Linked DNA regions of Homo sapiens: region 1 is linked to region 2. A link is a loop called in an ENCODE intact Hi-C map of the cell type or tissue named here. Cell type or tissue: PC-9. All regions are shown on one strand.

The links. A loop is a pair of places that touch in the nucleus more often than their neighbours do. Peaks named below come from ENCODE experiments on the same cell type or tissue, not always from the same donor. Only the 100,000 strongest peaks of a DNase experiment are listed, where the experiment ranks them.
Region 1: it touches region 2 in a loop (11-fold over the local background); 27 of 110 quality-filtered maps call a loop at or near these places.

Annotation. Positions count from the first base shown.
Region 1 is chr1:94,462,445-94,464,944 of GRCh38, forward strand. It overlaps ABCD3 (ATP binding cassette subfamily D member 3), which reads left to right. Exons shown (of 23, transcript NM_002858.4): 3 at 2,331-2,429. Among named protein-coding and RNA genes, the nearest start is that of ABCD3, 45 kb to the left of the region's middle. In PC-9, CTCF peaks have their summits at 1,471 and 1,671; a DNase peak (open chromatin) is centred at 1,457; H3K27ac peaks cover 903 bases.
Region 2 is chr1:94,044,373-94,046,872 of GRCh38, forward strand. ABCA4 (ATP binding cassette subfamily A member 4) reads right to left here. Exons shown (of 50, transcript NM_000350.3): 20 at 241-372. Among named protein-coding and RNA genes, the nearest start is that of ABCA4, 76 kb to the right of the region's middle. RefSeq lists an enhancer at 1-486. In PC-9, CTCF peaks have their summits at 1,325 (motif pointing right) and 1,524 (motif pointing right); a DNase peak (open chromatin) is centred at 1,409; H3K27ac peaks cover 381 bases.

The DNA.
Region 1 (2,500 bases), 420 kb after region 2:
CCAGTCCAGGTGATCCTTTGCAGAAAACAATGATAATTTGGAAGAATATAGTTAGTTCCTTTCATGGATTGAAACGTAATGAAAATCCATCAGGTTTCAGTCAGTTTAAGGATAGGGAAAGTGACAATAGGAACAGAAGAAAATGAGGAGGAATTTTATACAAGTTAGCAACTAATATTTTAAAGTGTTTCAACGTTACTCTCTTGTAATTCTTTTTTTCTAACTTTCCTCATTGTTTGTCTTAGATCATTTCTTTAGAGTAGCTAGAAACAGGTGGTCCTCTGTTTAACTCAGATGTCCATTTCACCTCAGGATTGTGCCACTTAAAGTTCCAGCTAGCAATAGAGAAGGGTGTTGCCTACAGGTAAGGCAAGGTGAAGTGAGGAGGGAGTGGTGATGGCGATAGGAGGAAGAACAAGTAGTTTAACTTCTTTTTTTAAAAAGGTAGTTAATATGTATCACCTTTTCTTTACTCTTTTCTTCCTATGTTTTCTGGGTTTGGGGAAAATACAAACAGATTAGGTTGAATGTGTAAGGTTTAGCTTGAGGAGAATAGGCTAGTTCAACTAACTGGACTGTGAGTGGGGCTTTTTGTCTGTTTTGTTTGCTGTTGTGTGCTTATCATTTGGAATAGGGTTTGGATCAAGTAGTTGTTTGTTGAATGAATGAATGTAAGCATGTATGAATTAAGTAGACTGAGCCTGTAACTCAGTAGGATGAGGTTTGCAACTTTGTCTGAAAGACCTGAAATGCTGAGTCTCTGTTCCAGCAGTTGCAGGGTAGGTGGATTCTTTTCCAGTTCCTCCTATTGTAGTCTTTCTAGTCTAACCCTATAAACACAGTGCCTTCAGACTTCCTTTTTTGGCCTACAGTTCTGCACTGCACTCAGTGCTTATTTCTTAGGATTATGTCTATAAAGCCTTAGCACAGTGTCTGACACATAGTTGGTAGTTATTATTATTCTAATTCAGTACCCAAACAGTTCACTTAAGGCTCATCAAGTTAGATATTTATTTAATCAAAGCACATTTACATTATAGCTAACTAATAGCGTTACTCTACTAATACAAACAGGTATTTGTTTGTCAGGAGCACAGTAGTTAGCCAGATAAGTGAGCTGTGATAATGGAGTTGGGGAAAGGGTTAGTCAGGGAATTGGGGTTTTTCTGGAGTGTCTTGCCTTTTCCAAGAAGTTTCCCCTGTCCTTCCAAACAGTCCAAGAGTAGTAAGTCTCGTCACGTGTTTCCTTATCTTTGCAAATGGTTTAGTACTTCCATTTTCATGGAGCTAGTGAAAATGAAAAAACTCTTGAGAGAGGTAAGATTATCTTCTTTTAAATCCCTCTACACTCACAGTAAGCTCTCAATCTTTACTGTGGCTTCAAGGCTCTGTCCTTTATAAGCCCTGCCTACCTTTTAAACTTCTCTCATTCTTGTTCCCTTTGCTACAGCAATACTGCCATCTTGCTGTGAAATGTGCACACCGATTTTATTTCCAACACTGTATTTTTGTGCTCGTTGTTCCTTGTGCTTCACTCCCTCCCCTCTGCTACCCACTTTAAATAATCACATGGCTTTTTTTTATTTATGTCTAAGCTTAAATGTCAAGAGACTTTTCAGACCATCCTGTGTGAACTGTTCTTTTTTTTCCCCTCATGACCCTGTCTAGTCTGTCTGTAATAATTTATTTATTGGTTTATTTTTTGTCTATGTTTCTCCCGCTAGAATGTGAGCTGCATAAGTGAAAGAACCTTGTCTGTCTTTGAATTTTATGAGGAAGAGAGAGTGAATTGACAGACTGTATATTGGAAATGTTAAATGGTAAATCTAGGAATCCAAAAGTTTCCTCTATTTAATATCAGGCAAAATTCTGTTCAGGATTTTTTTTTTTTAAATATGGTGTTAATCAGGAAGTGGCTAATACAAAACTCAGTAAACCCTTGACCTTTTTTCAGCTGTCTCTCTGACCTCGTCCTCTGTGATGGTACCTTCCTCACAGCTCCAGCCAGGTTGGCCATTTTGTTCTTCCTCAAGCACGTTGCAGGTGTTCACCTTGGTATTTTGCAGTTGCTATTTCTTCTGCTTGCAGTTTTCTTCACCCAGATAATTGTGTGGTTCCAGAACTCACTTCCTTATTCAGTTTTTAGATAACATTGTTTTCTCAAAAACATGTTTGAATATGAGGAGCAGTGTAAGTATGCAAGTCTGTGTTTTGTAAATTCAGTTTTTATCTTGATAGCTGTTTATGTTGACTTAGATGAAACATGGTTCTTTAATTTTATGATATGTTTGTTATAGCTATCTTAAAAGGGCTTCTTTTTTTTAATGCAGAAAGAGGGGAAAAAGGAGCGAGCTGTGGTGGACAAGGTGTTTTTCTCAAGGCTCATACAGATTCTGAAAATCATGGTCCCTAGAACATTTTGTAAAGAGGTAAGTCTTATGAAATTATAATCTTAAGTATATTGGGCCGTTCTTTAATAAAATACCTGAGGCTGGGTAAT
Region 2 (2,500 bases):
GCCTCACCCTTCTGAGGGAGGAGCCCTCAGCTCTGAGCAGCAGAGGCAGAGTCCCATATTCTCAGGGACAATTCTCACTGCAAGTAGGACAAAGGACTTTAAACATAGGGGAAACCAAATAAGAGTCTGTATCTCTGCCTGTGCCCAGGCCTGGCACCCCTGAGCTGGGCTCTAGAGAAGTGTGCTGGGGGCAGAGGTGAGGAGAGGGGATGGGGCGGTCTCAGTTCCTGTGTCGCTTACTGGTGGAACAGGATGTTGTGCTGTGGACACATGCCAAGGCTCTGCCGGACTGCATCCAGGCTGGTTTCAATGTCCCTTCCCCCAACGAGCACAGTCCCAGAGGTTGGTGGCAACAGACCCGTCAGGATGGACCTGCAGAACACAGGCGTCAGTGGCAGAAGAGATGGCCTTTAGCAACATGCCTTAGGAGGGCCACCCCCACACCAGGTTCAGTGAGAACTCTCACAGATTCCTGCCTGGGGCTGTCAGTCAAACTCAAACCCCTATTAGCTGTGGGGCCCCCTTAGCACCAGTGTATACATCCAGGCCCTAATGCAGAGGGCCACCTCTGCCATCCTTCTCTGCTTCTACTTGTTTCATGGTGCTCCCAGGCCAACGCCGAGGGCCTTTGGGATTCCCAGCCTCAAAATGTTCACGTGCAGTCACAGGTGTCCCCAGCTCAGCCATCACGGAGCCTGGTGTTGGAGAGGATCAATAAAAGGTGTTCGGTGCATGACTCGAGGCGTTGCCTCCTGGGTGAGCAGTCATGGCTATTGAAAAGCCAGGTGTCATCATCATAAAGCCCGGGTAAGGTCTTGATGAAGGCCAGAACCCTAAGCAGTCCTAGGCATTTGCTGATTAATTGATCGAAGCCAGGCATGGGAATTACCACCACCAATATTAGCTTTGGATCCAAAACATAAAAAGCCTCAGAGCAATGGTGGGCTTTTTTTTTTTTTTTTTTTAAATGGGAACTATGACTCCCATGTCCTTAGGTTGTTGTAAGGCTTAAATGAGTTAATACACTTACAACATTAGAACAGCGCCAGCATAAAGTAAAACTCAAAAATATTATTACTGTTAGTATTAAACATTGTTTTAACCCCTGGGGGAAGTTGCATGTCAGCAGCCGATGAAGTAATGTGTTTGCCTTTGCGGAGCCCTGGGGTCCTGGAATTTGCTTCCAGCTCTCTGACCATATCAGTTAGCATGGAGAGAAAGCAGATGGATGCAGGGCCGCCACACCCAGCTCTGTCCCTGAGTTCTGATACCATCTCAGGCTATCTGAACTTGTCCTGATGGAGAAGCCGAAATCTCCGCGATCAACCACTAGAGGGAAACAGAACCAATTAGAATGGCACCGGCCCCACATTCCATTCACACTGAACCGCCCTAGAGAACATTCCATCACAGGGTGTACACGCTGTTGTTCCTTCCTGGGGCTCTCCAAAGGACTTGAAGACTGTGTCACGTGGGTTCGCTGCCCCCTGCGAGGTCCGTGTCTGCTGCTCCTTGGGAAACCATGGCGGGCCGTGTTCTCCTCTCAGCAGATGGCGCTCGGGTCCCTTGGAGGAGAGTGGGGCGCCTGCGGAGCTGAGAGATCCGCGCAGAGCCCCTTTGCCTTCCCTGCCCTGACCTTCTGTTACCAGGCGGTTACTCCACAAGCCCCTCTAGAGACTGATTCTTTTTTCACTTTCTCCAGAACGACCACTAACCCTCATCAGCTGATGTTGAAGCCTGCCTAATGATTGGTAGGAAAAGGAATGTTCCTTGAAAATAGCAGGACTCGGCCTGGTGCGGTCGCTCACGCCTGTAATCCCAGCACTTTGGGAAGCTGAGGCGGGCAGATCACCTGAGGTCAGGAGTTCGAGACCAGCCTGGCCAACATGGTGAAACCCTGTCTGTACTAAAAAAAAAAAAAAAAAAAAAAAATACAAAAATTAGCTGGGCATGGTGGTATGCACCTGTAGTCCCACCTACTTGGGAGGCTGAGGTGGGAGAATCGCTTGATCCTGGGAGGCGGAGGTTGCAGTGAGCCAAGATCGCACCACTGCCCTCCAGCATGGGTAATGGTTACTATCTCAAAAAAAAAAAAAAAAAAAAAGAAAAGAAAAGAGAAAGGAAATAGGAGGACTCTATAGCTTCCATGCACATGATGACAGTGGCCATGACTTGATCACCACCATGGACTGTTGAGATGGGGGGAAAGACTCAAGGTGTGAGAAACAAGAGGCAACTGTGGTGCCTGGCTTTTGCCCCCGCTGAGCCATGACAACTTGGTGGCTTCAGGAAAGTCACTTCAACTCTCTGAATGAATGTCCACTTCCCCGGCACACAAAAGGGGCAATAAACGTATTCTACCTCCCCATCAAGAGAATACATATTAGTGATCTTTGAATACTGCAGAAAGCTTTTACACATTTTTGGGGCCGCAAATATTTGTCACTAAAATTTGTGGGAAAGAGTAGACAGCCGCTGATAGGGAAAGACTAAGCCAGGA